Linked DNA regions of Homo sapiens: region 1 is linked to region 2. A link is a contact called in ENCODE Hi-C data. All regions are on one chromosome and are shown on one strand. The core of a region is the stretch at or near the end of the contact, and the rest is flanking DNA. Distances in the headings are between cores, read along the strand shown. Region 1 holds the start of RPS3 (ribosomal protein S3). Region 2 holds the start of LIPT2-AS1 (LIPT2 antisense RNA 1).

Region 1 (4,026 bases), core at 346-2,845, 910 kb before region 2:
CAGGAGATCCAGACCGTCCTGGCTAACACGGTGAAACCCCAACTCTACTAAAAACACAAAAAATTAGCAAGGTATGGTGGCGGGCGCCTATAGTCCCAGCTACTCGGGAGGCTGACGCAGGAGAATGGCGTGAACCCGGGAGGCGGAGCTTGCAGTGAGCCGAGATCGCGCCACTGCACTCCAGCTTTGGGGACAGAGCAAGACTCCGTCTCAAAAAAATAAATAAATAAATAAACCAACTTAGCATTTATAACAATTATAGGTGATGGCCAGTCAAATGAGTTTTACCTGGTGGCTAAGATAATGATTTCTGTCCTGGTTGGTGTAACTCGCACCTCAACTCCAGAGTAGCCATCTTCAGCCAGCTCCCGAGTAAGAAACTCATTCAGTTCAGCTTTGAAGATGCCATCAGCGACAAACTAATCCAAACAAAGCAAAGTTCAAAATTAGGAGATCGGTGTAGGCTCACTTTCGCCTGAGCCAGTCTAGTCTTATTAGTCAATGCATCCCTCACCAAAACTAAATACCTCCAACCAATGGTTCCAAACCCTTGTTCCAACAGGAGTGCAGCAACCCTTCTCAGACAAATGCCTCTAAGTCATCTTTAGGAAATTACTTCAACCAGGGCTCTTTAAACTGTGCCACAGAACGCAGCACAGAGTAGGCCACCTGGGCAAAGAGAACATCCCCAAGTCAGACTCGTCATCATCTCTTCATCGAAGGGTTTAAAACAGTTCCACATGCAAAACAAGAAACTGCTCTAATGGCCTATTTACACTTCATTCAGCACAGCAAAGACACTGTACTTGTCACTGTTAAGGAATAGATAGTAGACTTAACATATAAGCTCTCTCACTTGTAGACACAACCTGCACCGTCTAAAGAATCCCAGCCATGTTATTTGGCTTTACGGTACCAACAGAGCTGGCAAATCCTAACTCTCGAGAAGTTGTGGATTTAATTTTGACATCGAAGTGTATATACGAAATGACAAACTGTCTATTTTTAAAGCTAATGATTTTTACACAGTTCTATCCCATGTAATGACAAGGCGTTAAATCCGAGGCAGCTTCCTCCCGGGGTCCCCAGACGGAGCAAGCAACCGTCAGCAACCCTTCAAGTTGAGGTCCTGGGGCCAGCGGACTGTACCCAGAAACGACCAGTTAAGGCAAGAATACACTGCTGCCTTCTCTTCCCAAAACCACGGGATAAGACATGAGGGAAATGACACACGCCCTCAAAATACCACGTTTACTAATTCCGTTGACCGACAAATGCTCACAAACGCCTTCTCCGGGACAGAAGGGGCGCCTGGTGCCCATCTCTCTGCGCTTCACTTGGAACCCGGCCACACAGCGCCCTCCTGGCTGGGGCCTCTCACTCAATCCACCGCCATCCGCGGCCCGCAGGAACGCCAGGAAGCCTAGGCCGCTTCCAGGGCAGGCCACGGAGCTGCAGGCCTCGCGGTGGCACCCCGAGAAGCCCTCGACCCGCGCGGCGCCGTCGTTCTCCGAACCCAGTCCCCAGAGGCTCACCTTCCTCTTCTTGGATATTTGCACTGCCATCTTGCCGCCGCGCTCCGCTGAAAGGAAAGGAAGTGGCTCGCGGGCGGAAGTGAGTATAAAGGGCGCGAGCGACGACGGAGGGCTGCGCTGCGTGCACGCCTGTGGGTGCTCATGGGAAATGTAGTTTTTACGTAAGTAAGGCGTCCAGGGAAAGAAGAATGTAGGCAGGAACAGGAAAGGGGCTTCATCCAGCAGGACTTCTAAACTTCAGGGGACCTTAGAGTTCAATTCTCATAGTTTCAAAACAAGCAATGTGAGGTGCAGAGGTGGAAATTACAGGTATAAGTTCACACAGCAAGAGAGATTAACCAGCGTGGAACTCTGGCCCCTACACTTTCAGGGTGGACACTGTAATGAAAATCTGCTGAAATCCCTCAGTGAAACTCATTTAAGACTCCTCTTTGGGAGGCCAAGGCGGGCGGATTACTTGAGGTCAGGAGTTCGAGATTAGCCTGGCGAACATGGTGAAACCCCGTCTCTACTAAAAATAGAAAAATTAGCTGGGAGTGGTGTCGGGCACCTGTAATCCCAGCTACTCGGGAGGCTGAGGTGGGAGGATTGCTTGGACCTGGGAGATGGAGGTTGCAGTGGGCCAAGATCCTACCACTGCACTCTAGCCTGGACCACAGAGTGAGACTCTGTCTCAAACAAACAAACAAACAAACAAACAAAACAACTCATGTCCCCCAGTCTGTACCCATTTCCTCCATTCCAAATGATAATAATAAAACCTGATACTTACTAAGTGTCCTAGGGACTGCGTTCTGTGTCCTTTATGTTGTTCTCATTTACCCCACCTTACTTTCATCAAGTCCATTACAATTTGTAACAGAAGTCCCAGAAGGTCCCATGGGCCCGCCCTTCCTTCCTTCCTTCCTTCCTTCCTCTCTCTTTCTCTCTCTCTTTCTCTCCTTTCTTTCTTTTCTCTCCGGTTGCCCAAGCTGGAGTGCAGTAGTACGATCTCAGCTCCCTGCAACCTCCACTTCCCAGGTTCAAGTGATTCTTCTGCCTTGGCCTCCTGAGTAGCTGGGATTACAGGTGCACACCACCACACCCAGCTAATTTTTGTATTTTTAGTAGAGATGAAGTTTCACTATGTTGGCCAGGCTGGTCTTGAACTCCTGACCTCAAGTGATCCACCTGCCTTAGCCTCCCAGAGTGCTGGGATTACAGGCATGAGCCACCGTGCCTGGCCTTCTTTTTCAATTAAAAAAAATTCTAGCCAGGTGCAGTGGCTCAGGCCTGTAATCTTAGCACTTTGGGAGGCCAAGGCAAGTGGATAGCTTGAGGCCAGAAGTTTGAGACCAGTCTGGGCAACAGAATGAGACACCCTCATCTCTATGAAAAGTGAAAAAAGAAAATTATCCAGGTGTGGTGGTGTGTGCCTGTAGTCCCAGCTACTCTGGAGGGAGATGTGAGAGGATTGCTTGAGTACAGGAGGTCTAGGCTGCAGTGAGCCGTGATTGTGCCACTGCACTCAGCCCGGGCAACAGAGTGAGACTCAGTCTAAAAAAAATAAAAAATTAAAAATGTCCCTTCATTTTTTAATGAAGCTTACAGAACAGTTGAAAAAACTGTACGTGTATGCATCACCAAGCTGAGGGGGAATTGAGAATGATGCTACAATTAATATTTTGCTGTTGCTTTATCGTGGATCTACTCATCCCTGTAGCCACCCACCAATACATCTTTTGAGGCATTTCAAAGTAAGTTGCAGACATTGGTAAACTTTACCCCTAAACACTTCAATAACAGTTTTATTTTATTTATTTATTTATTTTTGAGACGAAGTCTTACTCTGTTGCCTAAGCTGGAGTGCAGTGGTGCGATCGCCGCTCACCGTAACCTCCACCTCCCGGGTTCAAGCGATTCTCCTGCCTCAGCCTCCTGAGTAGCTGGGACTACAGGCAAGCACCGCCATGTCCAGCTAATTTTCATATTTTTAGTAGAGATAGGGTTTCACTATGTTGGCCAGGCTTGTCTTGAACTCCTAACCTTGTGATCCGCCCACCTCGGCCTCCAAAAGTGCTGGGATTACAGGCGTGAGCCACCGCACCCAGCCAACAGTTTTATTTTAAGTTTGAATAGTTTTCTTCATTTAAAAGTCAGGGTATTTCTCTCTAAAACTATTTTAGGTTTTTCTTAAGGATATAGAAATATCTAGCAAAATAGTGAACCCACATTTCTTCATGGGCAGTGCTCTCCTTTCCTGTTACACAAAAAGAGTCTTTCCAAGGTGCCACACTCCCTGGCAGCACCACTCAGTTATTTTCTGGTCCTAGAAGCCATTGGAGTGTTTAACTCCAGCTCTAAAACAACTCTGATGTAAAGTGACCTGTCCTATAATCACGGAATTAACAGAGTTCTGTGGTTGCTGAGCAGAGGGACCAGGGAAGATGACAAAAAGTGGATGGGCGCGGTGGCTCATGCCTGTAATCCCAGCACTTTGGGAGGCCGAGGC
Region 2 (4,002 bases), core at 1,380-3,879:
ACAAACTTTTGCTCTGCAAAAGATACGGTTAAGAGGATGAAAATACAAGCCATACACTGTGAGAAACTGTTTACAAAGCACATATTTGACAAAGGGCTAATATCTAGAATATATAAAGATATCTCAAAACTCAACAGTACGAAAAACAATTAATTAGAAAATGGGCAAAAGACATGAACAGACATTTCACTGAAGGGAATATACACATGGAAGATAAGCACATGAAAAGATGTCTTACATCATTAGTCAATAGGGAAATACAAATTAAAATCACAATAAGACACCACCACACACCTATTAGAATGGCTAAAATAAAAGCTAATGCTCATGAGGATGCAGACAAACTTGATCATTCATACACTGGTGGTGGGTATGTAAAATGGTACAGCCGCTCTGGAAAGCATTTTGGCAGTTTCTTAAAAAACGAAACATGTAACTACCATGCAACCCAGCAACTGCACTCCTGGGCATTTATTCCGGAGAGATGAAAACTTAGTTCACACAAAAACCTGTACACAAATGTTTACAGTACCTTTACTCAGAATATCTGAAAACTGGAAACAACCCAGGTGTTCTTCAGTGAGTGAATGGCTAAACAAACTGTGGTACATTCATACTATGGACTACTACTCATCAATAAAAAGAAACGCGCTATTGATACATGCAACAACTTGGATGAGTCTCCAGATAATTATGCTGAGTGAAAAAAAAATTCTAAAAGGTTGCACTCTGTATGATTCCATCTATACAACACAGACGTTTGCCAGGAATTAAGAAGCAGTGTAACTACAAAGAGCAACATGAGGGATCCTTGTGGTGATGAAAATGTTCTGCATCTTGACTTTATCAATGTCAGTATCCTGGTTGTGATATTGTACTACAGTTTTGCAAGGTGTTTCCATTGGGGGAAGCTGGGTAAAGGGTACATATAATCTGTCCATATTATTCCTTACAACTGCATATGAGTGTCCAATTTTCTCAAATAAAACATTTAATTAAAATAGTACATATGTGATTTCTCTTGTCCAAACCCTGATTGATAATTTGAACCCTTCATCAGACTGGAAAATTTCTCTTCTATTCCTAGATTGCTAAGTATTTTGGTCAGAAGAGGTGTTTATTTTTGCCAATAGATTTATCTGTATTTTTTAACATAATCATAGCTTTTCTTTAAAAAAAATTTTTATTATTTCTTCCAATGAAGGCTTTTCTCTTTTAAGGTAAATTACATTGTTTGATTTCAGAATGCAAAACCAACCTTGCATTCCCGGGATAAACCCTACTTCATCATGATGTATTAATCCTTTTATAAATTGCTGGATTTGATTTGCTAATATTTGCTTAGGATCTTTATGTCTATGTTTATGAAATGTTTTTCAGACACCTATGGTGTCTGAAAAGTCCTCAGTAAAAATTCATTGAATTCAGACTTGTTTAAATGATACTCTAACTGCAACATAGCTGATGTTGTGGTCCAGACACCCCCTCAGGGCCTAGACAGTCATTCCCTCAGCTTCTGGAGTTGGTTACTGATGATACACAACTGAGTCCTTCTCTGGGGGCCGCCCTCCACCGAGGGAAGCAGTCTTGCCAAAAAAAAAAAAAAAAAAAAAATCACAGCTCCTCCCCAGGTGTAGCCTGTATCCATGACTGGTCAATGCAAGGATAAGAGTTTCTGGCCCCCTTGCTTTAATGTGGAACTACTCTGAAGGGTCATCCTAGGCTCCAAGCATGCCTTGGGATTGGTCAAGGCCTCTGCTGCAACTGTTTTGCAGGCCAACTTCTTCCTCTGCCTACAAATTCCTGCTTCCTTCACTTTCTTACAGGTGCTGATCTTTAAGTTCTCCCTACCTCCACCAATAACCTTGTAGGCAAGCTAATCTCCCTCTTGCGTCCCCCAGGGGCTCAACACAGGACACACCACGTTACCCTGTTTTATTTTTCTTTTCATAGCATTTAACACCTTATACGTGAAATAACCTTATTTACTTAACACTTAAAATACTTATCGTCTGCTGTAAGAATGTAAGCTTACCAGGACAGATCTTTCTCATACGCTATGCACCGCTGTATCAAGCGCCTATGGCAGGGCCTGCAGAACACAGCAGGCACTAAATACTGGTTGTTGAATGAACCGATGAGTCTGGCCCCGCGCTTTTGGTCCTGGGATCACATATCCCCCCTCCAGCTTTTAACACGCACCTGGGAGCTGCGGCTCGGGGTGTGCCCCCGAGTCCCCGCCCCTCAGGCCACGCCCCCAGGCCCACGGAGAGGGCGGGGCCCCGCGGACGCAACGGTGGGCACGATGCGGCAACCCGCCGTTCGGTTGGTGCGCCTGGGTCGGGTGCCGTACGCCGAGCTACTGGGGCTGCAGGACCGCTGGCTGCGGCGGCTGCAGGCCGAGCCAGGCATTGAGGCCCCGTCGGGGACTGAGGCGGGCGCGCTCCTGCTCTGCGAGCCCGCGGGGCCCGTGTATACGGCCGGGCTGCGCGGCGGCCTGACGCCCGAGGAAACTGCGCGGCTACGGGCCTTGGGCGCCGAGGTGCGCGTCACAGGCCGCGGTGGCCTGGCCACCTTCCACGGCCCGGGCCAGCTGCTTTGCCACCCGGTACTCGACCTGCGGCGTCTCGGCCTGCGCTTGCGCATGCACGTAGCGTCGCTGGAGGCGTGCGCCGTGCGCCTGTGCGAGCTCCAGGGCCTGCAGGACGCCCGCGCGCGGCCCCCGCCCTACACTGGCGTCTGGCTAGACGATCGCAAGATCTGCGCGATCGGTGAGCGCCGCGGAGCAGGGCGGTACCTGAGAGCCGAGGTCGGAGCTTGAGGCCTGGGGGCGGGGTCTGACGGGGCTGGACCAACGGAGGTGAGGGCCGGGAGGAGGCGTATCTAGCGCGGGTTTTGAATCACAGCTACCCGCTGCGTTTGAGTTTTTAAGCCCCTTTTCAGATATCGTATATTCAGAAGCAGAAGGCTCCTCACATCTAGTCCAACACGCATTTCTGTTAAGGGAGAGACAAGAGAAGTGAATTGCCAGGTTACGTCCTGCGAATGACAATGTCATGGCAAATAAGGGTGCTAATTTTCAAACTTTTTTTTTTTTTTTTTTTTGAGACAGAGTCTCGCTTTGTCACCCAGGCTGGAGTGCAGTGGCGCAATCTCGGCCCACTGCAAGCTCCGCCTCCCGGGTTCACGCCATTCTCCTGCCTCAGCCTCCAGAGTAGCTGGGGCTACAGGCGCCCACCACCAGCCCGGCTAATTTTTTGTATTTTTAGTAGAGATGGGGTTTCACCGTGTTAGCCAGGATGGTCACGATCTCCTGACCTCGTGATCCGCCCGCCTCGGCCTCCCAAAATGCTGGGATTACAGGCGTGAGCCACTGCGCCTGTCCCCAAGCTTTTTTTTTTTTAAGTATTGGAATCTGTTAAAAGACATTTCCTGGAATCCTCATGATGAGTGCAGCTGCTTGAAGCCACGCACCCCTTCCTTTCATTTGTTTCCTTTTCCCATCTGAGTACAATCCCTTGTTTCTCCAGAAACAAAATTTGAAAACCGGTGATCTAATCCAGTTTTCTCATCGCCCTGAGAGGGACACCAAAGCCCGGAGAGTGGAGGGTATCTACTCTAAGACCCTTTGGCTTGCCTTGCAGGAGTCCGCTGTGGAAGGCACATCACATCCCACGGCCTGGCTCTCAACTGCTCTACCGACCTCACGTGGTTTGAGCACATCGTGCCCTGTGGACTGGTTGGGACAGGCGTCACTTCCTTGAGTAAGGAGCTCCAGAGGCACGTCACCGTGGAAGAAGTAATGCCACCTTTCCTTGTGGCCTTTAAGGAGATCTACAAGTGCACACTGATCTCAGAGGACAGCCCCAACTGAAGAGTACTCATAACAGCCAGGATGCTCCTGCCTTGGGAAGCATGAAGTCTGACTTGAGTCACCTACTGAAACCCAGATTTTAGACCTGGCCTGTCATTCACTGATCATGAAACTAAGGACATACCATG

The links. Hi-C counts contacts between places; a loop is a spot of excess contacts on that map. Pooled maps may share reads with other maps.
Region 1: a map of CD4-positive, alpha-beta T cell shows a loop between it and region 2 (6-fold over the local background). The contact joins the promoter of RPS3 here to the promoter of LIPT2-AS1 in region 2. A Hi-C loop is called at or near these places in 1 of 168 maps with a recorded cell type or tissue (CD4-positive, alpha-beta T cell), 1 of 37 single-sample maps with no recorded cell type and 5 of 50 pooled maps.

What each region holds. Positions count from the first base shown.
Region 1 is chr11:75,397,087-75,401,112 of GRCh38, reverse strand. It overlaps RPS3 (ribosomal protein S3), which reads right to left and starts at 1,595. Exons shown (of 7, transcript NM_001005.5): 1 at 1,536-1,595; 2 at 289-419. The coding sequence starts at 1,565. SNORD15A (small nucleolar RNA, C/D box 15A) reads right to left here and starts at 722; the gene lies at 575-722. RefSeq lists enhancers at 169-1,032, 1,259-1,618.
Region 2 is chr11:74,492,007-74,496,008 of GRCh38, reverse strand. It overlaps LIPT2-AS1 (LIPT2 antisense RNA 1), which reads right to left and starts at 2,629. Exons shown (of 2, transcript NR_171028.1): 1 at 2,036-2,629. It overlaps LIPT2 (lipoyl(octanoyl) transferase 2), which reads left to right and starts at 2,285. Exons shown (of 2, transcript NM_001144869.3): 1 at 2,285-2,771; 2 at 3,645-4,002. The coding sequence starts at 2,306. The coding sequence ends at 3,874. RefSeq lists silencers at 2,050-2,299, 2,410-2,519.